Regions from separate parts of the Homo sapiens genome. Here all the other regions are linked to region 1. Evidence: chromatin contacts called from ENCODE Hi-C or POLR2A ChIA-PET data. All regions are on one chromosome and are shown on one strand. The core of a region is the stretch at or near the end of the contact, and the rest is flanking DNA. Distances in the headings are between cores, read along the strand shown.

Region 1 (6,378 bases), core at 1-2,500:
CTATTCTCAAACACTAACAGAAAAACACATATATACATCTTGAGCCTCCTTCTAACCGTCCTACGATACCCTCCAATCATCCTCAGGCAGCCTAGATTGCAAAGCTTCGACAGACAGCTGCCCTTGGCCTACGCCGTCAGGAACCAGGAGGGGGGCGGGGGCCGGGGGGCGCAAGAACCACCAAGAGACCAGATCTTTTTCCAAGGCTACTGTTTCCAAGCAAAACAACCCACGGCACTAAAAAGACGGCGATGAAAATTGGAGACGCTTTAATCCCGAGAGAAAGGGGTGGCGATAGGGGGGCGGGAGGGTACAAGAAATCCCGAGAAAAAGAGGTGCGGAGGAGAAAACTAAGTATCCCATGCATCTTTCAGACCCACAAAACAACAAACCGTAGAGTCTTGTGTGCACTTAGAAGCAGCAGATGGAGTCCCCGGGGCTGAGACAGTTCAGCAGACGTACACCGTGGGTTGTGGATAAATCAACCGATGACGGGAGAGGAAGGGGGTGCCGAGAGAATAAGCCCGTGGATGGGGGAGACAAAGCCTCGGGGGGTGATCCAGGACCATACAGAAAGGTGAGAGGGGACCCACAGGAGAAAGACAATGGAAGAACAATTAAGGCAGAAATCTGGTGCCCGGGCTGTGGCAGGTCACTGGGCTAACGACAAGAGTGTGGCACAACAAAGGGGCACGGGAGGAAGGACAGCGGAGGGGAGGAGATGGAGAGGGGATGCGGGACGCCACGGGTCGGACAAAGCGCCCAAGGCGGCGAAACAAAGGGCCGGGGGTAGAGAGTCGCAGCGGGTAGCGGTGAAAGACAAAGCGCCCGGGGCCGGGGGCACTAGCGGGGCGAAGCGGCGACAACGGCCGCGAGGAACAAAGATGCACGGGGCCCCCAGGCAGAGCCCGCTGGAGGCGCGCGGGAGGCACGGCGCCCGAGGGCCCCGCGCGCCCTGCCGCACTCACGCCCGCACCCGCCGGCCTCGCCGCCGCCGCCGCCGCCCGCCCTCACGCGCTGGAGCCTGAGCCACGGCAGCGCAGAGCGGCAGCGCACGGCCACACGCCGCCGCCGCCGCGCTCGGCGCACGCGACGCCGCCCCCGCGGGCCCCCGAACGCCAAGCGCGCCGCGGCCCCCGAACCCGCTGCCCGCCGTGAGCTGCCAGACGCCCGCAACTTTCCCGGTTCCCGGCGCTCCGATTCCCTCAGACTTACCCTGTCACAACAGGCGCCATCTTCCACAAACTCTCGCCAAAACTCCAACCCTCGCGAGATTCCCCCCGACGCCTTCCCTGGTCCCTCTCCCCCGCCCCTTCCCTTTTTCCTCACTCCTCGATTCCACCCAGCCCCCGCGCTCCCTTTCCCCTCGCCGCCGCCGCGAAGAGCCAGACGCCTCGCGCCGCCCGCAGAGTAGGGGATCCTGCTCGCTGCCTTCCCTGGAAACCTACCCAGGCGATGGAGCATGCGCAGGCGGCTCCTCCGCGGGCGAGCCCTCCGTGTGGTCCATGGGGAGCGCTCCGGTTATCCGGGTTTTAGGACGCGCTTTGAGGGACGTACGTGGAGACTGAGGAAAACCGGAGGGGATTACTACGGGGACGAGGAATGGAGGGGTCAGGAGGCGGGGCCGAGGAGAAGGGAGGAGGGGTCCTGGGAAAATGGGCTGCGTTTCACAGGCCTAGATGAAACACCTCCTCAATGGGTGTTTTCCAAGCGGCTTCCCGCTCACTCTGGGTTCCCAGCTATTTTCATTCATTCAAACGTTCCCTGGGCGCCTCCTTTATGCTAATCTCGGCGTTTGGTGCAGGAGCGCCAGAGATGTCTGGGGTTCGGGCAAGTGACACGTCGGGGACTGTCTTCATTCATTACACCCCCCCATGCTAATGAGGAGGCCCTTCCAGAGCTCCTCAAGCGGAAAACTTTTGCAGTTGAGCTCTCTCGCCTTAGCGTTCTCCTTGGGTGTGAAATGAGGTCAAGCCAAGGCCTCTAGCAAAGACACCCCTAATGGCCACCTCGCAGACACACGCCAGAGCGCGGAGTAGTTCTCTCCAGAAGGGAAAACTGCCTTGGAATTGAGAGCCACATTCTCCCACCTCCGAGTCTGCCCAGAGGACCCGATCAAAGCTCTTGCCGCTCGCGTGCTGCATGGCCTCTCTAAGACCCCATCGCAGCCACCACCGTGTGTGAGCCCAGGTGTGTGTTGAGACCACTACTGCACAGGGAACCGGGCCACCCGAGGGCCTGGCACAGCCGAGGACGCTGCCGGCTGCCCGAATCGCGCTTCAGGCGGCCTGATCCCGGAAGCCCCCGGGCAAACCTGGCCCCACCGGGCATGGAACAGCAGGGTGAAGGGCCCGAATCCCGCCCCCTCCTCCTACCTGCAGCCCCCCATCTTTCCCCTCCTTTGCTCTTTCCTTTCCTAGAGATTCCCAGATCCAGCACTGCCTCCCGCAGGGAGCCCCAAAACCCGGAGAACTGGAATTCGCCGCCCGAAACCTGTTGAAGGCGCTGCAGGATTGGCGCGGCCCGCGCGAGCGGCACTGCGCATGTACCCAATGCGGGCAGTCCAGTCTCACGCTACACCTCCTTCCCACCGCCTTCCACTACTCGGCTCAGACACAACACGGCCGTGGGAAATTTCCTAAACCTCGCGAGAACGTGCCCCTGTTGCCTAAGCTTTCGCCCCAAATCTCGCGGAGCCAAGGCAGGACAGGTGTTTGCCTAGACCAGCTCCGGGCGCCGTTCGTGCAGCGCGTGCCCGGGAGGCGGGCGGCGGGCGGCGGGCGCGGGCGGGGTGGGAAGGGAGCGGCTTGCCGCGGAGGCGGGGCGGGAAGGCGCGTGGCTGGGAGCACGGGGCGGAGGGCGGCGGGGGAGGAGACCCGCGTCTCGCACACAACACGCACACGCCCTGTGACGCTGGATGGAAGACGAGGGGTGGGGAGCCTCGAACGGAGGAAGGGGAAGCCAGGAGGTTGGAAGTCGCTGCCGGTACGGAGAGTGAGAGGTCAGGCTCTAGGGCAGGAGGAGCCCCAGGCCGATCTCCCGGGGAGGTTTCCTGTCGCCCTCCACAAGCCTGGTACTTTCCTAAAACGTGTTAGACACCGCGCCCCCCGCCTCCGGGAGCTGACAGACAGCCTCCAGAGTCGGGTTTGAGTCATGCCTTGAGTCACCTAGTCTGGCCACTACTTCGCTTACTTTGAAACAAGTTCTGATTCCTTAGCTACTCTACTTTAGCAATTGGTTTCTTTTTTTTTTTTTTTTTTTTTTTTTGAGACGGAGTCTTGCTCTGTCGCCTAGGCTAGAGTGCAGTGGCGCGATCTCGGCTCACTGCAAGCTCCGCCTCCTGGATTCACGCCATTCTCCTGCCGCAGCCTCCTGAGTAGCTGGAACTACAGGCGCCCGCCACCACGCCCGGCTAATTTTTTCTATTTTTTAGTAGACGGAGTTTTACCATGTTAGTCAGGATGGTCTCGATCTCCTGACCTCGTGATCCGCCCGCCTCGGCCTCCCAAAGTGCTGGGATTACACGTGTGAGCCACCGCGCCTGGCAGCAATTGGTTGTTTTCTTTCTAATCTACCCGCTGGCCCTGTGAGCTGGGTAGAAAAATAAATAAATAAATAAATAAACAGCTCTGCGCTCTCGCCTTGTTGCCTTGTATAGATTCTTGCTCCCGTTTAAGGACACGATTTTTAAAATTTCTTGTCAGTCTCTTCTTAGCCTTTTGAAGTAATCTTACAAATCAGTTTCTGTTTTTTCCTCCCACTAATATGGCTTTTTTGCTTTCCGTCACCTTTCCGTATTTTTATTGCAATATTCCATTTTACGTATGGCTGCGGCAGGTGCTATAGTGACTACTGTTTTAAATGCAGCCCTTCCTTTTGGATCATTCATCCAATGAGTTCCTGATTACGTAAATTCTTCAATCAGCCACGTTTCAGATTGGCCCTGATGTGGTTTCTATACCAGCCTTAGCCTGGCATTATCTAGGAACCAGTGTCTTCCTGCTCACGTCACAGCCCCGCAAATGTAGAGTTGAATTGAATTTTGATATTTGGAGGACAGTGAGTTCTCTAATAGGAAACCCTGGTTTTTAAGTTGTTTTCAAGGTTTTAGGGGTGTGTGTGTGTGTGTGTGTGCGTGTGTGTGTGTTTGTGTTTGCCTATTGATTATATACACAAAAAAACAGACTTAAAACCATTTGGTGCAATATCTCAGTGCAAGTCTGGCTTGGAACAGGATAGCTCAGGAGGAGGACAAAGCCCTTGGGGCACATATTCCTTGGAGCTGTCATCCCAAGAAGGTATTTCAGTCATGGCCTAGTCCAGACCACTGATCTAATTTGGAATCATGGCCTTCTGAGAGCCCCAGCGACCTTGGGAAGCCATGGTAACCACAAAGGGAATAACAGCTCCCCCTTTTTGCCCTAAAACATGCTCCATCTGCAGCCCTCCCCCATCTCAGGAAAGGACAACTCCATTCTTCCACTTATGTCAAGAACCTTGGAGTCCTTGCCTCCTTTCTCACACCCAAGATACAATTGGACGGAAAATCCTATTGGCTCCACCTTCAGAATATACTCACATTCCAAATACTGTCACACCTCTTTAGCTACTAGCCTAGTCTAACCCATCTTATTTCCCACCTGGTTTAAGGAAGTTCCCTAACTGGTCCTCCCTTCTTCCGTTCTTGTCTTCCCGCAGTCTGTGCTAATAGAGCATTCTCAGTGGCCCTCTAGAACTCCTCCATGACTTTCCCATTTCACTATGAGGACTTAGACAATCTTGCCTACTGCCAAACCCCCCCTGATCTATCTGCCTTCACCTCCTCCTCTACCTCTCACTCTGTGGGCTCTCACCAGTTGCCTTCCTTACTGTTCCTGGGATGCCCCAAGCACACTTTCAGCTCCAAGCCTTTGCTTTTTCCACTACCTGGAATGCTCTTCCCTCATATACCTTATAGCTCATTCCCTCACTCCTTTCTTGTCTTTGCCTGATGTCACCTCCTCAGGGAGGCCTTCCCTGACACCCTTCCCAAGAGGGACTCCCATACTCCTTATCCCCCTTTCTGCTTGATTTTGTCCATGGCACCTATCATTAACTAACATAACATTTATCATACTTGTGTGTTGTGTTTACTATCTGCCTCCTTCCATTATAATGTAATATTAATAAGGGCAAGGACTTTTGTCTAGTTTGTTCATTATTCAAGCCTTAGCTGCTGGAACAATGCCTGCTGTATTATATTTGTAGAATGAATGGGGTGTCTTCCACTTTAGGGCAGAGTAAAAATGATTCTGAAGACTAAGCCTCCTAGGGTTCAAAACAATATTAGGACTAGACTAGCAGTGAGTACTAGCCTGCCTAGGGAGGAGAAAAAGGCATATGGAGCAACCACCTGTGTTGGTTTTTTGCAAAAAAAAAAAAAAAAAAAAAAAAAAAGTCGTCTGGGTTAGACCAGTAGATGAGGCTGCACTTAAGAGTTTCCTTTACTCTCCATTTTAGAACTTCAGGAAAAAAACAACAAAAACACCACTAGCCGGATATGTGTGTGTGTGTATATATATATATACACAATATGTGTATATATATATATGTGTATATATATATATATCAATATGTGTATATATATATCAATATGTGTATATATATATCAATATGTGTATATATATATTATATATATGAATGTATATATATGAATGTGTATATATATGAATATATACATGAATATATATATGAATATATATATGAATATATATGAATATATATGAATATATATATGAATATGTATATATGAATGTATATATGAATGTATATATGAATGTATATGAATGTATATATGAATGTATATATGAATGTATATATATGAATGTATATATGAATGTATATATATGAATGTATATATGAATGTATATATGAATATGTATATATGAATGTATATATATGAATATGTATATATGAATGTATATATGTGTATATGTATATATGAATGTGTATATATATGAATATATATATATATATATGTTGCGGGAAGTCAGGGACCCTGAACGGAGAGACTGGTTGGAGCCACTGCAGAGGAAGATAAATTGTGAAGATTTCATGGACATTTATCACTTCCCTAATAATACTCTTATAATTTCTTATGCCTGTCTTACTTTAATCTCTTAATCCTGTTATCTTCATAAGCTGAGGATGTACGTCACCTCAGGACCACTGTTGTACAAATTGATTGTAAAACGTGTGTTTGAACAATATGAAATCAGTGCACCTTGAAAAAGAACGGAATAACAACGATTTTAGGGAACAAGGGAAGACAACCATAAGGTCTGACTGCCTGCGGGGTGGGGCAAAAAAAGCCATATTTTTCTTCTTGCAGAGAGCCTA
Region 2 (6,918 bases), core at 1,736-4,235, 180 kb after region 1:
TCTACATGCTTTTCCTACCTAGTTCTTCAACGCTGACCTCTCCGAAACACACCAGACTCATAGCCACCTGCCTGCCTGACATTTCCTCCTGTGAGCCTAATGAACTTTGAATGCTCACTGGAAAAAATCCCAAATTTTAATTTCCTTAAGTAGTTCATCTCACAGTCTCTCCCTCTTGGTAAAAGGCACTACTATCTAGCCAGTTGCTTAAGTGAAAATCTAGGTGTTCTCTTGGATTCCACTCTCTCTCCCTTAAGTTCCACAATCCATCAAGAAGTCCTATAGACTACTTCCAAATCTTCTTCTTCTTTCCATGTCCTCTACCAGTGGTTCGTAAATGTTAGTATACACTAGAATCATCTGAGTGGGCCTGTTAAAACCAACTTGCTGAGCCTCAACTTCAGAGTTTCAGTAAGTTCAAGGTGGGGCCTGAAATGTGCATTTCTAACAAAGTTTGCAGATGTTGATGCGCTGGTCAGGAGCCATACTTTGAGAATCACTGTCCTATACAACATTACCAGCCCTATCAGGCCTTCCATGATCCCTCACCTAAACAAATTACTGCAACAGCCTCCTAATTGGGATCTGTATGTTTACTCTTATTTGATTTCATGGATTTTTATTGTGTTTTCTGACCTCCCAGTACTTTTTAAAAAGTTTTTCTTGGAGAATGGCTTGAACCCAGGAGGCGGAGCTTGCAGTAAGCCGAGATCACGCCACTGCACTCCAGCCTGCGACAGAGCGAGACACTGTCTCAGAAAAAACAGAAAAAAAAAGTTTTTCTTATATTTGGGAAAATTCCTCCTTTGGGAGTTTCACTCTCTGAAATTTGAACCTAGAAAACTCAAATTCCCAGCTTCCTTTGCAACTAGAATGTAAGCTGGTGACCGAGGCTCTGCCACTTGGTATACCTGGGAGAAGTTGATTCGGCAATGGTGAGCAACTTGAAGAAGGAAGATCACTGCAAACTCCTTGTTTTGCGGGGGCAAAAGCAGAGGTAACAGACTTTGAAAGTGACCGAAGTAGAGTTCCACACACAGAAGTGTCAGCAACAGGGCATCAGTAGCAGGGGTATCCTCCTTGTGGTTTTAGGAATTGTCTCTGGACCCTTGACCCAGAGTCCTGTTTTTCAGGGCCTTCAGATCTGTGAGCTTTCCAATGTCCTTTTAAGATAACTGTCTTTCTGCTAAACAAGCCAGAGTCAGCTTTACTGTTTGCAACTAAGAACTCTGAGTGGTACATTTTTTGGAATGCATTTTCTACAATGGAACTCACACACGTGTCTGATTCAATCACGCTTGAGGGCACACAACCTCCTCACCTCGGCTCAGAAAGCCCTCCAGGACCATGCCTTCCCTTCTGCGGCCACCTCATTGGGCAACTCCCTCCTCCTTTCCTACTTTGACGGAGCCGTTGTTCCTTTCCTTAAACATGCCAAGCTCGTGCCACACTCAGGGCCTTTGCACATGCTGTTGCTTCTGCCTGGAGGGTGCTCCCATTGGATCTTCAGGTGCCTGATTGCTCGATTTGTTTTATTTTGTTTTGCTTTTCATTCAGAGCTCAGATTGCTCAATTTAAATGAGCAATCTCTGTAGAGATCTCTTTCCTGACTGACTACACAATCCAACATGGTCAACATATCACAGTAGTTTGCTTTTCTGCAGAGCAGGAATCACTGTTGGATATTTTTCTTATGTGTTAATGTTTATTATGGGCCCCTCATACTCCTCAAAGAAGATAAACCCCATGAGAGCAGGAGTTGTGTTTACAAATATTTTCTCCCAGTCTTGTGCTTGTCTTTCCATATTCTTAATGGTGTCTTGTGAAGCACAAAAATGTTTGAGGAGGTCCTACTGATCAATGTATTCTTTTACAGGTCACACTTGGGGTGTCATAACTATGAAATCTTTGTTTAACTCAAGGTCTTGAAGATTTTCTCCTGTACTGACTTCTAAATGTTTTCTTGTTTTAGTTGTTACATGTAAGTCTATGATCCGATTTGAGTTAAATTTTGTATATAGTGTGAGTCAAGGGTCTAAGTTCATCTTTTTGCATGGGATAGCTGATTGTCCCAGAACCATTTGTTAAAAAGCCTCTCTTTTCCCCAGTAAATTATGTTGGCACTTTTGTTGAAAATCAGTTGACCAAGGCTGGGTGCACTGGCTCATGCCTGTAATCTCAGCACTTTGGGAGGCCGAAGTGGAAGGATTGCTTGAAGGCAGGAGTTCGAGACCATCCTGGGCAACATGGTAAAACCCTACCTCTACAAAAAATGTTTTTAAATTTAAAAAGTAGCCGGGCATGGTTGCATGTGCCTACAGTTCTAGTTACTGAGGAGGCTGAGGTGGGAGGATTACTTGAGCCCAGAAGGTCAAGGCTGTAGTGACCTATGATCATACGATTGCACTCATCCTGGGTGGCAGAGTGAGATCCTGTCTCTAAAAAACAAACAAACAAACAAAAAATTGACCAAAATAAAAGAACTTATTTCTAGACTCTCAAGTCTGTTCCATTGATCTATGTGTCTATTTGATGATTTTCTTTGGTATCATTTGTCTCTTTAATCCTTCTGAAATTTATTTTGACTCATAGTAGAAGTTTAGAGCCCAACTAGAGGTTTTTCTCCTCAAAAGAGCTAATGAAGATCCCAGCATCATTTATTAAATAATCGTCCTTTTCTCCATTGATTTGCCCCATTTATCAATGGTTAAAAGACATTTACCAAAACCTCCTCCGTATTATTCTGACTGGTCCCAGTTCTTCCCACCCAGCATTTTAGAAGTCCCCAGTCCTGTGTTGTTTAACCAAATGACAAAAATTGTCCCTGCCTCTAAAGAGCTTACGTGGGCAATTACAGAAGAGGACATTGATATGTTAGGACAATAAACATAGGACAGATATTTGCACTGGACTCGAAGATTAGTGCATTTGTAGAACAGTAACTGACATGAAGGGATTCTCAGGGGAGTTTCATGTTTACTTTGGGTGGGGCTGTGGACACTTAATCTAAAAGTCACCCAGCCTCTGCTCAGATCACTCCCACCTGTTTGTCTGACACCATCTTAATCTGATGGTGGTTGTGGGGTTTTTAAACACTAAATGGCTATGAAATTCTGCAGAAGACTCCACCCACTCCAACAGAGTTTAAAAGTTCAACATTTTTCTCAATAAAGACACCGAAGGCATAGTTGTAAAATTTCCAGAAGACCTAAGTCTGGGACGAGCAGCTTGTATGACAGGTGATCCAATTAAAGTTCAATTGGTCTTGACAGGCTGGAAAAACTGTTGAAACCAGGAAGATGAAATGAAACTCAGAAAAATGTAAACTACTACATTTTCATTTTGTCTCAAAAAAAAAAAAAAAAAGAAGAAGAAGAAGGCAGGTTGAGGGAGACTTACTAAAAAGAATCTGAAATTTTCAGTTGCCTGAAAACCCAGTATGGTTGATTTGACTTGGACCTGTTCTGTCTGCAAGGCACAGTGACATAAATTCGAGTGAAGACACATATAAAAGAGTGAAGAAATCACAGGGAGGGAAGGGAGACTGGAATCAATTTCACTGGCTCCGGAATCAAAGTCAGGCTTCCCCAGTCTGTCACCCAGGCTATACAATGGAACTGCATTGCATGTGGGACTAGATCAAAGGCAACAACAAAAGAAAACATATTACAAATCTTGAGGTCCAAATTTCCCAAGTCATCAGCTACTGGGGTGTGGGTGGCTAAGCCTAGGAATGAACTTACTCTCTTTTTGCATTTCAGCCATACCTATCCTCTTTCTGGAATTTAGAAGGTTGGAGGATAGAAAGAAATGAAAGAATTTTTAGGCTGGGTGCAGTGACTCACATCTGTAATCCTAGCAGTTTGGGAGGCTGAGGTGGGTGGATCCCCTGAGGTCAGGGGTTTGAGACCAGCCTGGCCAACAAGGCGAAAACCCATCTCTACTAAAAATACAAAAATTAGCTGGGCATGGTGGTGCATGCCTGTAATCCCAGCTACTCGGGGGGCTGAGGCAGGAGAATTGCTTGAACTCAGGAGCAGAGGTTGCAGTGAGCCAAAACTGCACTACTGCACTCCAGCCCAGGCGACAGAGTGAGACTGTGTCTCAAAAAAAAAAAAAAAAAAAAAGAATTTTCTTACTCCCTCTTATGCTCTCTTCCCCTCTATAAAAAAATTGAAACAAATAAATCATTGACAATTTATTTAAATCTTGAGTTGCATTTTGCAACTTGTTTATACCTATTATAGAAGTGATTTTATTAAAAATTCAAATTGCATGAAAACTTTATAGATATCTTGTACACTAAAAAATATTTTTATTCTATATACACTGTTTTGTGGCCTTTTGAAATTTAACACATAATATAAAGTTTATCTTTTCATTAGATATTTTTCTACAATAATGTCTTTTGACTGTTTTTAGCAATGAACTATTTTTTAATGTGAATCTGTTTTTTGTTTGTTTTTTGAGATAGAGTCTTGCTTTGATGCGCAGGCTGGAGTGCAGTGGTACCATCTTGGCTCACTGCAACTTCTTCCTCCAGAGCTCAAGTGATCCTCCTGCCATAGCCCCCAGAGTATCTGAGACTACAGGTGTGTGTCACCATGCCCGGCTAATTTTCCTATTTTTTTGTAGAGACGGGGTTTTGCCATGTTGTCCAGGCTGGCCTTGAACTCCTGGGCTCAAGCCATCCACCTGCCTTGGCCTCCCAAAGTGCTGGAATTACAGGCATAAGCCACCACGTCCAGCCTTAATGTGAAAGCTTAATGGTTATTTATTGCTGTGTAACAAACCACCTCAAACTTAGTGGCTTACAAAAATAACAATCTTTTAGTCACTCATGATTCTGTAATTTCTGTAGGCTCAGCAAAGAAAAACCCATCTCTTTTCCACATGATGCTGGCTGCAGTGGCTCCACTGGAGCTGGAAGAACCACTTCCAAGATGGCTCCACTACAAGTAACACAGGGCCCTGGAAGTCATTCATTGGAGGAACTTTGGCTTTTACGCTTTGCGAGATGAGGGTTTTGAGCACAGGAGTGACGTGATACAACTTACCTGTTAAGAAGATTTCCTTGGCTGCTGTGTTGGGAATAAATTGAAAGAGGGATGAGGTGTATGGCACAGGGGGACTGGTTAGGAAGTGACTGCCATAACTCAGGTGAGAGACAAAGGTGGCTTGGACCACTGAGGGAGCAGAGAGATAATCAGATGGGATTGAATTTGGATTAACATGCATCTATGCTGGCTTCTCCTTATTTAATCATATTATTATGAAATATGAGTTAATTTCAGTGTAAGGTTTGAGGTAGTCATTACATAGTGAAATGCTACGCCTATAATCCCAGCACTTTGGGAGGCCAAGGTAGGTGGATCACCTGAGGTTAAGAGTTTGAGACCAGCCTGGCCAACATGATGAAACCCCATCTCTACTAAATATACAAAAATTAGCCGGGCATGGTGGTGCCTGCCTGTAATCCCAGCTACCTGGGAGGCTGAGGCAGGAGAATCCCTTGAACCTGGAAGGCAGAGGTTGCAGTGAGCTGAGATTGCACTACTGCACTCCAGCTTGGGCAACAGAACGAGACTCTGTCTCTCTCTCTCTCTCACACACACACACACATACACACACACACACTCAAAATAGACAAATGCTTCTTGAATGCCTATTCTTTCTCCTGTGCCTGCACAGTGCAGGAAACTCACTGGATACACAAGAAGTGTCTGTAGGTTGACCCCAACAGTTCACTTAACTTAGGTGACATCTGAGCATCTACAAATGAAGACCTTGGTCATGTCCTCTGATAAGGCATGTGTGATACCTGTGAACACTTTGCAATTTAGATTCCTTCACGATAGAGCCAGCTCTTCCCCATCCAAGAGCCTTCTACTCCCAACTAGAGTGTACCATTTCCTAATGATCCTGTTAAGCCGCCACCTTCCTCTCACCAGCTGCCCAGTGAAGGCCCAACAAATGTGGATTGAGCTCAACTGCATCCCACTGGCCTCCACTCTGGCTGGAATGATGTGGAGTGAGATTCTTTAGATCCAATTCCTGGAGGCCTCTGAGTGGTGGCATATCATCCTGGGCTATGTGTGTCTTTTTTCTTTTCTCTTTTTCTCCCTTCTGGGAGACTCCGTGTTCTGCAGCTGTTACATCAGCCAGCTGCCCAGCTGCCAGATGAACAGAAGATTCAAGTTGGTGACTACTCACATCTGTACTTCTCAAAAGCAAACAGAACAGATGCCCTTAGCAGTGGGGCTCCTGGGCTCAGGGCAGGGGAAATGTACCCTGAAGGGGGAAGTTTCCCTTCTAAGAGCTGACGGAGCCACTTAACCACGGCAAGGAACATCGTGAAACAGAACATTAAACTTTGATGAACTGCAAAGCCTCAGAGGTTTAAGCTGCGAGTCAACAAAGATGTTCTAATCTATATAAACACTCTGCATGCAAATTCCGGCACAGCTTTTTGCCTTATTTGGATGGTGTTTTTGATTGCTTCTTTTGGGGGAAGGGGCTCTGAAGGCAAGAAGAGATTCTGCTAGAAGTAGAGTAGAATGGCAGGAACTGGAGGCTGGGAAGGGAAAGGGGGAGGAGAGGATAAGGAGAGGTTGGTGAATGAACGCAAAATTACAGCTAGACAGGAGAAATGAGCTCTAGTATTCTATAGCTCTGTAGGGTAACTATAGTTAGCAGCAATTTGTTGCACATTTTCAAATAGCCAGAAAAGAAGACTTGAATGTTGCCAACACAAAGAAATGACAAATGCTCGAGGGCATGGAAATGCTAATTATCCTGATCTGATCCTCATACGTTGTATGCATAGATTGAAATGTCACTCTGTATCCCATAAATATGTGCAATTATGTGTCAGTTAAAAAAAATAGATGCTGTGGTTTTCTTATTAACTTGGGGGTA
Region 3 (7,020 bases), core at 4,012-6,511, 170 kb before region 1:
CTGCACCCAGCCATTATTTTTCTTTATTTTTAAAAAATTTGCAATTAGCATGTGATTAATATCATCGTGAGGGGGAAAGTACATATAAATCCTTTAGGTGTTTTAGAACAACTGTTTCTTAACATGGAGAATAGCTTGGAGAACAGTTAATAATTTTATCATCCAGGAACCCATGGAGATTGCTCATGTCTTTTCCTTCCAGGGCAGGGTTTGACATAGAAGAGAGTCCCCAATACTGAAAGAGTTTTGTGGACTGCAGGAGGCATGTAGGCTTATGCCCTGTGTGTCTGTGTGTGTCTCAGAGAGAGGGGAGGCATTTATGCCATTCCAATTCAATTTAGTCCATTTGCATCAATTCACCTGGAACTGTGCCTAATCACAGGTTAGGTCTCCAAGGTGAGAAGGCATTTCCACTTTGCCCAGCTACTCATCTTCTGTGTCCCACAGAGGACAGCCATTTTATGAGGACAGAAATTCCATCCACTTGGCTCACAAAATCCCTAGCACCAAATACAGCACCTGGCACTTATGATGCACTCGCTATAATGTATGTTGAGGAATGAAACAAGGGCTGACACTCTGGAAGTGCATCAACTTTTCCCTTGAAAGTGCATTGGAATCTTTCACTGCAATTCTCTTTTGTTAGCTGAACTCTTAGGTCATATGGTGTATTAGTCTGTTTTCATGCGCTAATAAAGATATACCCAAGACTGGGTAATTTATAAAGAAAAGAAGTTTAATGGACTCACAGTTCCACATGGCTGGGGAGACCTCACAATCATGGTGGAAGGCGAATGAGGGGCAAAGTCACATCTTACATGGCGGCAGGCAAGAGAGAGCATGCGCAAGGGAACTCCCCTTTATAAAAACATTAGCTCTCATGAGACTTATACACTATCACAAGAACAGCAAGGGAAAGACCCAGTCTCATGATTCAATTACCTCCCATCCAGTCCCTCCCACCACAAGTGGGAATTTTGGGAGCTACAATTCAAGATGAGATTTGGGTGGGGACACAGACAAAGCATATCACATGGGCTCACAAATTCAAAGTAAAAAATCCAGAGATGGCCAGAAAAGGAATCAGTGGAATAGAATTATCAATTGGTGTAATAAGCAATGAAATATTGGCTCCTCTAATTTTTACTGTTTATTCGTTCATATTTACAAAGCACATACTATATGCCAGATATTGTGGTAGGGTATTGAAGATATTAATACAAGCCCTTAATATGGCCATGAAAATGAGATAAATAGAGCATCCCTAGAATTAATCTTACCCATTAATAATAACAAATAGTATCCAGCACGATGTTCCAGGCATTGTTCTGAGTTGTCTCCATGTATTGTTTTATTTATAGTAGCATTATTTTATCTCTATTTTACAGATGAGCAAGCTGAGACTCAAAAAGGTTAAGTAATTTCTTTGTTCATGCTTCCCAGCCAGCCAGGGGTGAAGATCAGGCTTCAATTTCTGCCTTCTGATAGCTCCCCTCACCCTCTTAATGGTTCCCAGGGAGTTTCCCCACAAGTGATCCTGAGATCACAGGTCTCCAAATCCCCAGGGATGCTGGATAAAAATGCAGATTTCCAGGCTCGGGGCTGAGGATCAGAATCTCCAGGAGGAAAGTCTGGAAATCACCATTTTTAAACCACTAACCCAGGTAATTCAGCTGTGCAGTAAAGTTTGTACAAAATAGCACTCAAATATGCTGCCATCCCCCCAACCATGAGTTGACAAAATCACTAGCATCCACCACATCTCCCACTCTCACTTCCTGCCAACCAATGAGCAGGAGGAAGAAACAGAATAGGAAAAAGGGAAAGGGAAGGGAAGGGAAGGGAAAGGAGAAACTTGTCCCAAATTGGACTCCATTTTGGTTCAGGGCAGGTCAATGCCCAGCCCTCTGCTCTTCTGGTTCTTGGACTTACAGAACCACTGTCCCCCCAGCTTTTGAAGCAGGTGCTGATGGGCCTGACAAGCCTCAGCAGGAGGCACCCTGAATGGCTGGTGATGTCTGCCCAGCTGGAGCAGTTGAAGCAGCAGCCAAAACCCTGGATGCTCATCCCTTCCCACATCAGAACACAGCTGCTCTGGGTCATCGCCCAGTGAGCAGGGTCCATCATCTGTAGACAGGGAAGATTCAGACAAAAGGACTCATAGCAGGAAGGAGGAAGAGAGACGAGAGCCCTGGCTCCAAACAGGCTACATGATGCTAGAATAGGGAAGGAAAGCTCCATGCCATGGGAAGTGGCGTGAGGATGGGGTCTGCAGGGTCCTCGAGGGGAAATCCACCACTGGTTCTCACCAGCAAAGCATATGGCCACTGTGAGTCCCAGCCTTCTCATTTGTAAAACGAAAATAGCCATTATCGTAGGAAGGCTATGAATACTGCTGCCTGTGATTTATTGAACATTTTTTGTATGTCAGACACTCTATTGAGTCAATCGTTCAATCTTCATAACAAATATCTATTAAATCATTCTGATCCCCATTTGACAGATGGAAATGAGTCTTAGGTTAAGAAACTTGCTCAGGCTGGGCGCAGTGGCTCACACCTGTAATCCCAGCCCTTTGGGAGGCCAAGGCGATTGGATAACTTGAGGTCAGCAACTTGAGACCAGCCGGGCCAATTTGGTGAAACCCGTCTCTACTAAAAATGCAAAAATTAGCTGGTTCTGGTGGTGCATACCTGTAATTCCAGCTACTTGGGAGGCTGAGGCACGACAATTGCTTGCGATTGGGAGGTGGAGTTTGCAGTGACCCTAGCTCATGCCACTGCACTCCAGCCTGGGCAACAGAGCAAGACTTCGTCTCAGAAAAAAAAAAAAAAAGAAAGAAAGAAGAAAGAAGGAAGGAAGGAAGGAAGGATGGATGGAAGGAAGGAAGGAAAAGAAAGAAAGAAAGAAAGAGAGAAAGAAAGAAAGAAAGAGAAAAAGAAAGGAGGGATGGAGGGAAGAAAGGAAAGAAAGAGAGAGAGAAAGAAAGGAGGAAGGGAGGGAAGAAAGGAAAGGAAGGAAGGAAGGAAAAGAAAGAAAGAAAGAAAGAGAGAAAGAAAGAAAGAGAAAAAGAAAGGAGGGAGGGAGGGAAGAAAGGAAAGAAAGAGAGAGAGAAAGAAAGGAGGAAGGGAGGGAAGAAAGGAAAGGAAGGAAGGAAGGAAGGAAGGAAGGAAGGAAGGAAGGAAGGAAGGAAGGAAAAGAAAGAAAGAAAGAGAGAAAGAAAGAAAAAGAAAGGAGGGAGGGAGGGAAGAAAGGAAAGAAAGAGAGAGAGAAAGAAAGGAGGAAGGGAGGGAAGAAAGGAAAGGAAGGAAGGAAGGAAGGGAAAGAAAGAAAGAAAGAAAGAGAGAAAGAAAGAAAGAGAAAAAGAAAGGAGGGAGGGAGGGAAGAAAGGAAAGAAAGAGAGAGAGAAAGAAAGGAGGAAGGGAGGGAAGAAAGGAAAGGAAAGGAAGGAAGGAAGGAAGGAAGGAAGGAAGGAAGGAAGGAAGGAAGGAAGGAAGGAAGGAAACTAATTTGCCCAGTATTTCCTAGCAGGTAACCAGTGAAGCCAGGATTTGATCCCAAGTCTGTCTGATGCCAAAGCCTGTCCTCCCAATAACATCCACAGCTTCTCCAGTGTCCCTTCCCCTTCTTGTTTCTGTGACTAAATGCCCCAAACCATGTGGTCTTCATGGTTTCAAAGAAAAGAGGCACCACTGTCTTTCCAGCCCCACACTGACAGTAAAAATGCGTTAGTTCCTCTGTGTCTGGCAGAGACTCAGCAAGATGTAGCATGCAGCTCTGCCAGTGGAAGCATTGTCAGTACACAAGGAGCCCCACGGGTATCTAGCAAATGGACCAAGTCTCAGCACAGCCAAGCAGGGCGTCAGAAACGCAGGTTTCACAGCCATTGTCGTCTGCTTTCCAAAGGGTCTGAACTGAGGACATAATCTGTGCAATGGAGGTTGAAGGGCTTTCCAGCACCACAGAGCTTCATGGAACACCCAGGACCCTGAGATGGCCCCCCTCTCTGATCTCACGTCCTGCTGTTTGCCTCTCACTCACTCCTACTTCTATCTATTTGTACCTCAATGGGGCCACACTCATTCCCACCTCAGGGCCTTTGCACTTGCTGTTACCTCTGCTAAAAGTGCTCCTCCTTTTGCCTGGGAGAAGCTGTCTTGGGATCTTCACAAGACTTTGTCCTTCTTGTGGTTCAGTCTCAGATCACAGTCCCCTCCTTAAGAGACCTCTCCTGACTACCCCTTCTAAATCAGCAGCCCCAGGCCAGGTGCAGTGGCTCACGCCTGTAATGCCAACACTGGGAGGCCAAGGCAGGAGGATTGCTTGAGCTCAGGAGCTTGAGACCAGCCTGGGCAACATAGCGAGACCTCCTCTCTTCTAAAACTAAAAAAATCAGCTGGGCTTAGTGGTGTGTGCCTGTAGTCCCAGCTACTCAGGAGGCTAAGGTAGGAGGATTGCTTGAGCCAGGGAGCAAGGCTGCAGTGAGCCATGATCGCGCCACTCCACTGCAGCCTGGGGAACAGAGCAAGACCCTGTCCCCGCCCCCCAAAAAATCAGCCCCTAATCTGTTTGTATACATCACATCTCCCTGCTTTACTCCCTTTGTAGTACTTACTACCTGAAATAATTCTGCTCATTATTTGCTGACATGCTAGAAAAGTGCCTGGCAAATGATTGACTCTCAATGAAGATGTGCTGAATGCAAGGCTTCATGAATGAAGAGGAAATCTCACTAACGTCTTTTGTAATAAGGACCCAGGTACCTATGTTCAAAAGTGCCTCAATCCTAGTTAACAAGGGCAGAGACCACGAGAAACAACACTGTGTTTAGTAGCAACTTAACAACCAGCCAGCAGTTCTGTCCACACACACACCACCGGGCATGGTTCCAAAGCTAAAAAGGCACTAATTGCTTTTCTATAAGGAGGTAGAACACAGTCCCTCCGTGTTCTTTAGGCCTGATGGTCTGCATTATCGGATCTGTTACCGTGTTAATTGTTCCTGTCTCACACAGCCGGTTTGGGCTTTCTTCTGCATATGTCTGGGATGGTGACGGGTTCCTATATAGAGGAGTACTGGGGAAGCCTCTGTGTGTGTGTGTGTGTCCGTGCATATGTACACATGTGTGTAAAAAGCAGCCACACGCTGAGAATGGTTAACGGGTAGCCAGGCTGTCTGTACTCAGGGCCCTAAGACTGGCCCAGGAAAGGGCCGGGGGAGGTGGGGCGGGGTGAAGGTGGAGCGGGCTTGGCTTGTGCTCACTGCCTTTTCCACAACAGGAGTACAAATGCTGGAGTGAGTGAGGTGAACTCAAGTCGCCTTTAGGAATGGCTGAAAAAGCCCACACCTGGAAATCACTCCCTCCCTGCTCCTCCACGGCAGGTTGCATCTGCGAGACGCTTCGGTCATTAGAGGAATGAGCCGGGAGTGAGCAATTCACCAGCTCTCCAGCACTTGGTGGAAAGCAGCAGGCAAGGATGGATGTGGTTGACAGCCTTCTTGTGAATGGAAGCAACATCACTCCTCCCTGTGAACTCGGGCTCGAAAATGAGACGCTTTTCTGCTTGGATCAGCCCCGTCCTTCCAAAGGTAAGTGTCGGAAGCTGTTATTTTAATTCAGGAAACTATTGAGTTGTGGGAGAAATCAGCAAAGGCAAGGCTGATAAAAAATATATATAACCAAGTCATTGTGAGACAAGGCTAGATAAAGTCATATGTTCAGAAGTTTGGAGAAGAGATTAAAAAGCAGAATAGAGTCAAATATTCTTATTGTCCCCCATGGGGGAGTTGGGCATTCATGAATAGGACTTGGGGGAACAAAAGCAGGGGAGGAAAAGCTGAGTGAAGCAAGAGGGACTACAAGTGTCAAAGCCTGAACTTACAAGCACAGCAGAAAAGGTGTTGTCACCATGCAGCTGTTTTCTTTTCTTGGGGGGAAACCCAGCATGAAGTGATTAAAGTGAAATAATGCTTAGCAGCCAGGAAAGAAAGTGATCACTGTTCACTTGAGGAGCTTTGTTCTTAAGAAAAAGTGGTTCCCTGAGTGATCCTTTAACAAACCAACCTTCTAAAAAGAAAATAATTCAGTCTCTGCTTTCCTCAATTTGTTTCCGCAAAATGTTGCCAGGACAGGAATCGTGGGTCCAGTGATGTACACCCCGGTGGGGGGAAAATCGGCAGGAATTCACCCTTGGCTTCGGTTTTAGCATTCTGCTGTCATCACCTCCATCCCTCCGTCTTGCTCCTGTTTCTCTCTGCAGAGTGGCAGCCAGCGGTGCAGATTCTCTTGTACTCCTTGATATTCCTGCTCAGCGTGCTGGGAAACACGCTGGTCATCACCGTGCTGATTCGGAACAAGCGGATGCGGACGGTCACCAACATCTTCCTCCTCTCCCTGGCTGTCAGCGACCTCATGCTCTGTCTCTTCTGCATGCCGTTCAACCTCATCCCCAATCTGCTCAAGGATTTCATCTTCGGGAGCGCCGTTTGCAAGACCACCACCTACTTCATGGGTAAGTTGCTGCTGGTGACTCTTTCTGGAGCTTGCCCCAGACCCCACTCAGCCCCAGACCTTCCCAAACCTCTGACAATCACAGCAAAGGAGCCCTGCTGAGGGCTGAATCACAGAACATCAGGCTGTGCATGGCTGTGTGCACGGACATTGGTGCTGGCTTGACAGTCATCCTTATACGTTCCCCACAAGTCGGTCCCCATCATCCATGTTGGAGGTCAGTTTCTAAGAGTGAAATAAATTGATAGGAAAACACAGGGGCAGTTGATTTTGCTTGCTTCTATTTGAAGGGAAGAGGGACTTGCTTGCTTCTGTTTGAAGTCAGAAGTGACTTTAAGCTGCTCTATCCCTTTCTGGAAGCTGTTGACTGTGTCCTGATCTATACACAACTTGAGTCCTGGCTTCTAGGGAGGGTGAGGATGATGGAGGAGGGTTCTTTGCAGTTGTTTCTTTTGTTTTCTTAGGGAACAGGGGCTATTTGAAAACCAGTTCTATCGCAGTTTCAGATT
Region 4 (6,671 bases), core at 3,974-6,473, 190 kb after region 1:
AAAGTCAAGATGAGGGTCCAATGAGCAGACATACGTGAAAACAGTATGTAAAGGGCTGTCTCAGATGATGGCTATTGCTATGACAGTTGACTGGTGCATGTGCAAGGAAATGGTTTGGCCAGAGAGGACACCTGCCTGGGTCACACCGAGGTTTCACCTCAGGGCAGGCACCTCTGGTGGCCTCAAGGTGGAGCTGAAGCTCAGGTGTGACCTGGTTTGGGAAAGACGTAGGAAGGCTCATGGAACCCAAAGGGAGGTGGCTCTTGGCTTTTCTGCCACAAAGGGAGGCAGAGCTACCAATAACAGTACGAAAACCCACCTATGATGGAGCAGGGCCTTAGGGATTTAGAAGCACAGACACGGGCTTTCTGGTTGTTAGGTAAGGACCCTGCCCCCTCTTGCATCAGGGCTGGGATGTGGGGTGGGGGGGTTGAGAAGTAAAGAGTAACAGAAAAGAGGCCCCAGAGAAAGAAGTTGGTTACACCCCAGTGACAGTGGTTTTGTTTTGTTTTGTTTTTGAAGCAGTTTTTGCTCCAAATCTTTACTTTTAGACTGTAGGGCTAAGTCAGTCCTCTGAGGCTATGGCCAGCGAAGACCCAGGGGTTTCCTGGAAGAAAAGGGTATATGAGTCCTGGGGCAGAGAGAGAGGTACAGTGCAGCGGGAGGGCAGGTGGTCCCAGTGGCTCCCAGCTTCCACAGCCAAGGGTGGGGCCTCCCAGAAGCCTCAAACCCACACTCCTGGGCAGACAGCTCTGGAAGGAGCAGGTGCCATGAGCAGCTCTGGGAGGAGCAGGTGCCATGAGCAGCTCTGGAAGGGAGCTCAGGTGGGCACACCTGGGGGTGGCTGAGCCCACCCTAATTAGGCTCAAGGTCCAAGAGATACAATAATTGTCTGATGCTGGGGGAAGAGGGTTCTTACTGAGTTTCTTAAAGTGGGGCCCAAGGGTCCTTGAGTGCCTGCAGGTGAATCTTGGAGTCCACAGAGTCTCTGTGAGAATATTTAAATTTTGTGTTTTCATATGGATGGTGACCTAAAAAAATAGTTAGTCAGTCTAAGCATAGACTGGGTCATATGAATTAGAGACCTTCAAACTTTTTTTTTTTGGCAGCCACCCACAGAAGGAATCCATCTTACACAGTGGCCCAGTTTCCGTCACTGATGTCCATGCACAAATAGAACTGACAGACAGCCAGTCTAGACCAGTCCAGGTGTACCAGTTGTGAAAATACTATAATACTCCAAACCACTTGAGAAATGGCTCTGAGCCTACGTGTCACCACCCTACCCCGCTAATAGTCTTGGTACTTCCTCGGGGATTGCCTTCAACTACCCCCGAAAGCACCCACCAGTGGTGGTGAGGGGAGAGGTGGGATCTATTGGTTTCCTGTGGCTGCTGTAACAAACAACCACAAATGGGGTGGTTTCAAAAACAGAATTCATTCTCTCCCAGCTTGGGAAGCCGCAAGTCTGAAGTCAGTTTCACTGGGTCAAAACCAAGGAGTCAACAGGGCCACCATTCTGTCTTGATCAAATCTCCCTCTGTCTTTCTCTTATAAGGATACCTGTGATTACATTTAGGGCCCACATGGATAATCCAGGAAAATCTATCCATCTCATTGTCCTTACTTTAATCATATCTGCAAAGACACTTTTTGCTTATAAAGCAACATTTGCAGGTTCCAGGGATTAGGACCTGATATCTTTTGGGGTCACTATTTAGCCTATTTCAGTGGGCTTCCACGGACCTTCCCCAGAAGCAATACTGGCATCTGTTTGGATTGGTTATGTGAGTGTGTGTGTCTGTGTGTGTGTGTGTAAAACAATTTTCTGAATACTTATTCTGACACCACGTAATACTTGATATTTTCTCTTTTCTGTAACATTTTTTAAAAAATTGCTTGTAACAGCTTACTAAATTGATCTCATGATGCAGGGATGTGACTGCATAGGGATGTGACCCAGTTTGAAAAACATGGCAACCACCTTGTAACCTAGTAACCTACTAGTGCCACAGCTTCCGCCGCCTGTGCTGTGTTTTTATCACAATGGCACTCAACCTAAATTATCACAGGCTAATGAGAAAAGAACGCAGGGAGCCTCGATATGTAAATGATGCGTTTCTGATAAGCTGAGGCCAGTTGGCATGTTGCACAAATGAAGACTAGACCGTAGCTTGGATGGCAGAAAAAGATGGGAGAATCAATCCTCACGTGGTACATGATGGCACAGGCATGCTAAGCTTAGAAGATCCCAAGCCATCGTGGCCCATGCCACAGTCACATTCCACGCCGAAATGTAATTTTAGCAGTTTCAAACAGCATCATCTGCCACATTAAATTAACACATTAAATTAATGAGGATTTTGTAGTGTTGCTTGTACTCTATTTGTAAGATTCATTTTTAAAAATCATGTGAGAGCTGTAAACCTAAGGATTTTTAAAAACCTGGTTTATATTTGTACATTTTCAGGTGATGAGATAAAAAGAAACATAATTCACATCAACTCTCACAGAGTGACGGTGGTAAAGGAGTGCACAGAATTTTTTTCTTCTCATAGAAAAAGGAGTAGATCATTGAAGTTTAGGAAACACTGTGGTGTTACGGGGAGAGTAATGGGAGTCGTGAATGTGGAAATACAGAGAGAAAATGAGTGAGAAAGAGAACAGGAAAAGTGGCAGGACTCGGTTGCTGCAGCTTCAGTAGAGGACGTGAAGCTTGAAAAAATAAGGACTGAGACCAGGCAGGGGAGACCTGAGGAGCGGCTGCAGCCGGCATGCTTCTCAAGACGTCCCTGCCCACAGAAGCTGACAAACCCAAGCAGACAAATTTGGAGTTCAAGTAAGAGAATGATTCAAAAATGGACCAAAACTGAGGCCTGTCCTTAATTACTCATAGTGAGAAGATGTAACCACTCCTTGGGGAGGAGGATGGGCAGTGAGCACTCAACTCCTGTGTTGTATCTATCGAGGTGAACTATGTGCTGGCCTAACTTGCCTGTTCAAGAAGGTGCGGGTGTATGTATTTAGGTAGGTACCACCTCTTGATTTGCTTTGATTCTTTAAAAATAATCCCTCTGAGGCTGGGCATGGTGGCTCATGCCTGTAATCCCAGCACTTTGGAGGCCGAGGCAGGAGGATCACTTAAGGAAAGGAGTTTGAGACCAGCCTGGCCAACATGGTGAAACCCTGTCTCTACTAAAAACACAAAAATTAGCTGGGCGTGGTGGTGCACGCCTGTACTCCCAGCTACTAAGAAGGCTGAGGCAGGAGAATCGCTTGGACCTGGGAGGCAGAGGTTGCAGTGAGCTGAGATGGCGCTGCTGCACCCCAGCCTGGGAGACAGAGAGAGACTCCATCTCAAAAAAATAAAAATAAAAATAAATTAATCTCTCTGCCATCAATATTAAAGAAATAAAAAAAAAATTCAGGTGATGTCCACCTCCATCCTAGATAGACCATCTTGAGTCTGCTGTCTGGAGGCTAGATAGGGAACACCCAGGAATGAACAGGCCGGGTTGCCATTATACAGATGCTGGTTGCTGAAAGTCTTCAACTGTAAACTAGGTGGATTTGGAGATTGATAGGTAACCCCGTCTTACAATAGCATCATCATATCTATAATTTAAGAGTTGTAAGGGACAGTAAGTTCATAAAAACTCATTGGTTTTTCAGATGAGAAAAATGAGGTCCCCCAAAGTAAGTTATTAGTTAAGGTTATTTGGCATGCAGGATGGAGCAAAGATGAGAACCCAGGACTCTTGACTTGCAGCTCAGAGCTCTTTCCACTCAACTTTACTCCAATTTTACTTAATGTTCATGCTTTAGAAAATATCCACTATATGAAATAGATGTACAACACCAATGTGTAGTCACTTTGAAGTACTTTTAGGGTCCACATATTTAAGGACATATTTTTGGATACAGATACTCTTAGGCTCCTTTGAAATGATTCACGGCAGGGTAGGATGGAAAAATCACTGGGCTGGGAAACAGAACACCTATTTGAGGTGCTAAGCTGGCCACTTACTGATTATTAATTTACTTCTCTGAGCCTCCATTTTCTTATCTGTAAAATGGGAATGACATCATTTGCCTTGACTCCCTCATTGAACTAATATGAAGATGAAGTGAGACAATGTAAGTGAAAGAATTTGTATTAATAAATTGTTGAGCATTTTCAGACATTGTATTAGTCTACTTTCATCTGCTGATAAAGACATACCCACGACTGGGTAATTTACAATGAAAAAGAAGTTTAATGGACTCATAGTTCCACGTAGCTGGGGAGGCCTTACAATCATGGCAGAAGGTGAAAGGCACATCTTACATGGCGGCAGACAAGAGAGAAAATGAGAGCCAAGCAAAAGGGAGAACCTCTTATAAAACCATCAGATCTTGTGAAACTTATTCACTACCATAAGAACAATATGGGGGAAACCACCCCCATGATTCTATTATCTCTCACCAGATCCCTTTCACAACATGTAGGAATTGTGGGAGCTACAATTCAAGATGAGATTTGGGTGGGGACACAGCCAAACCATATCAGACATCATCTCATAAGATGCCCGTTTAGTCATCAGAATATAGGCTAATTTGGAATAGTGTATATTGTATATCATACTGTATAGTGATTGAGAAGGAGGGGATTGAGCTCAAATCCATTTACAAAGTGTGGGATTTGGGGCATAGCTACTTCATTTCTTCTGTTCCTCTATTTCTTAATGTGTCAAATAGGGATAATCAGAGGGTCTATCTTGCAGGGTTTTTGTGATGGCTATATAATTTAATTCCTGTAAACTACTGCTTGGCACATAGAAAGTGCTCAATAAATGTTTGCCATTATTATTATCTTGCAAACTTGCTGATGGTGATGTCTTTTTCTTTGTTGTAGGTGTTATTCATTGTCACATTTGTGTGTGCTTTAAAAGTCAGCAAACTTTCAGTGCCCCTGGAGGCCATAGGTAGAACCTCCACACCTCTTCTGGGAATCCTTCCATTTTTAGTATGAAGAAATAGGAACAACAGAGCTGCCTTCCAGAGCCAAGTTGGCAACTAAACCCACCTGCTTCCTGCCTTCCCAAGGCCCAGCTGACATCAGTGGGAGCCTCACCTATATGAGGAGGGACTAGTATTTGCCTTGGCCTGGCTGCTGCTGTTATCTGAAAGGCAGCAGGGGCCCCAGGCCATGCCATCTCTTGCAGGGATCCTGGCAGAGCACACAAGTCAAACAGGATCAGGGTGGGGCATAACTTGGCCCAGAGAACCCACTGACACCAGCTCATGAAAGGTGGGAGCAGGGAGTGCCCCAGATGAATCAATGGGTGGCATGTTTCCCTCTGAGCAGCTGCCAAAAATGCCTCTCAGGCATCTGGTTAAGAGGCAGTGAGTACATGGGGTGGCTGGGAGGCCAACCTCTTTAGGGCCACAATGATTTATCTCATGTCTCTGTGTACATATGTTTCCCTCTACTTGGAGTGTCTTACTCTACTTACCTGCTGGGCAAAACCCTATTCCTAGCTCATCTTTCAAGTCCTAGTTCAAGTCTATGGGGAACCTTCCTGGGATCTAATAGGTAGATTTAGGTGTTTTGTTCCCTATACAAACTGTACTTATATATTTACTCCACCCACTTTATGCTGATATACTCCATCTTACATACTTATATACTCCATCCTCTGTACCACATTACAATTGTTTATTGGTATATGGGCAAGACATGCCATCATGCCTGATGCCTACCAAAAGATTTTCCTCCAGCTCTGCCCACAGACCCTGTCAAACTGGTGAGGCTGGGAGAGAGTGCATTTCTACCACATGATCCTGCTACCCAACCATAGCCAAGGAGAGCCAATCTCCATATGGTTGGTGACCTTTGATGTGGACTAGGTCAGATCAGATTCTCACTGTCAGTGATTTGAATTGGGAAAGACTTTAGCAATGAGCAGCAGCAACGGAAGCTGAAAGGTCATGAAATACAGAAAGATCTGATGTAGCAGATGCTGTGATGTGCTGCCCGGATTCCTCTTCAGGAATGATAGATTTCTTCTCTGTGCCACTGGGAGTGCTGCCAACAGACAGCCCTCAGTTGCCAGCTGTCTTCAGGAAGCATCTCTTTTAAAGAAAGTCACCCCACCCAAGATCATGCACCCTTCCCAGGGAAGCCCATATCCAATGACTGGCTGAAATTCTCAGTGCTATCTCAGCTTCAGAGTGACGTGTGTGGTCGGCTGAATCCTTCATCAAGACTAGGGGCACCACACATCCCTGTGTGACTGGGATAGAGTTGTCCTTTAAGGCGTAATGACCTTTTAAGCTCAGTCCATGAAGTTCATGAAGACTCTCCTGTAATGGCAGCTGGCCTTAAATTCTTAGGCTTTTCCACTGTCCATATGGTTCTCTGTGTTCCTACAATAAACTCAACTTATTTGATGTAACTGGAGTAGACTTCTTACCTTTGCATTCAAAAGCACCTAAGTAGATGATCATTTTTGCATTAGGAGGGAATTTGGTTGTTGACCACAACCCACAGAACCAATGCTGGCCGCCTTGAGGGAAATAAATGAATATATTGGGATGATATTAGAGGTTCTCAAAATCAAAGAAAGGCTGCAGAACAAGTTTGGAAAATGAGCAGGGCATTAGTTTGACCTGCCACCAGTATCATAATG

The links. Hi-C counts contacts between places; a loop is a spot of excess contacts on that map. ChIA-PET counts read pairs that join two places held with the same protein, here RNA polymerase II (POLR2A). Pooled maps may share reads with other maps.
Region 2: a loop to region 1 is called in a map of IMR-90, with 8 times the contacts of the local background. The contact joins the enhancer-like site here to the promoter of RBPJ in region 1. A Hi-C loop is called at or near these places in 5 of 168 maps with a recorded cell type or tissue (GM12878, IMR-90, MCF 10A and 2 more), 28 of 37 single-sample maps with no recorded cell type and 19 of 50 pooled maps. POLR2A ChIA-PET finds 5 or more read pairs at or near these places in 11 of 52 experiments (AG04450, MCF 10A, PC-9 and 6 more).
Region 3: a pooled map shows a loop between it and region 1 (2.2-fold over the local background). The contact joins the promoter of CCKAR here to the promoter of RBPJ in region 1. A Hi-C loop is called at or near these places in 1 of 168 maps with a recorded cell type or tissue (sigmoid colon) and 1 of 50 pooled maps. POLR2A ChIA-PET finds 5 or more read pairs at or near these places in 2 of 52 experiments (OCI-LY7 and SK-N-SH).
Region 4: a map of PC-3 shows a loop between it and region 1 (15-fold over the local background). The contact joins the enhancer-like site here to the promoter of RBPJ in region 1. A Hi-C loop is called at or near these places in 4 of 168 maps with a recorded cell type or tissue (GM12878, MCF 10A, PC-3 and 1 more), 29 of 37 single-sample maps with no recorded cell type and 13 of 50 pooled maps. POLR2A ChIA-PET finds 5 or more read pairs at or near these places in 13 of 52 experiments (BJ, GM10248, MCF 10A and 8 more).

The regions. Positions count from the first base shown.
Region 1 is chr4:26,315,886-26,322,263 of GRCh38, reverse strand. It overlaps RBPJ (recombination signal binding protein for immunoglobulin kappa J region), which reads right to left and starts at 1,250. Exons shown (of 11, transcript NM_015874.6): 1 at 1,216-1,250. The coding sequence starts at 1,235. RefSeq lists enhancers at 1-794, 2,027-2,076, 3,167-3,216 and silencers at 907-1,006, 1,077-1,206, 2,677-2,946.
Region 2 is chr4:26,141,477-26,148,394 of GRCh38, reverse strand. It overlaps a transcript of RBPJ not described here. Among named protein-coding and RNA genes, the nearest start is that of LINC02357, 74 kb to the right of the region's middle. Within about 2 kb of position 2,985, at least 2 of the 41 ENCODE cell types and tissues checked have a DNase peak (open chromatin) inside an H3K27ac peak, as active enhancers do.
Region 3 is chr4:26,488,725-26,495,744 of GRCh38, reverse strand. It overlaps CCKAR (cholecystokinin A receptor), which reads left to right and starts at 5,261. Exons shown (of 5, transcript NM_000730.3): 1 at 5,261-5,589; 2 at 6,261-6,512. The coding sequence starts at 5,478.
Region 4 is chr4:26,126,568-26,133,238 of GRCh38, reverse strand. It overlaps a transcript of RBPJ not described here. Among named protein-coding and RNA genes, the nearest start is that of LINC02357, 59 kb to the right of the region's middle. RefSeq lists an enhancer at 2,744-2,933. Within about 2 kb of position 5,223, at least 4 of the 41 ENCODE cell types and tissues checked have a DNase peak (open chromatin) inside an H3K27ac peak, as active enhancers do; they include PC-3, where a contact is called at or near this core.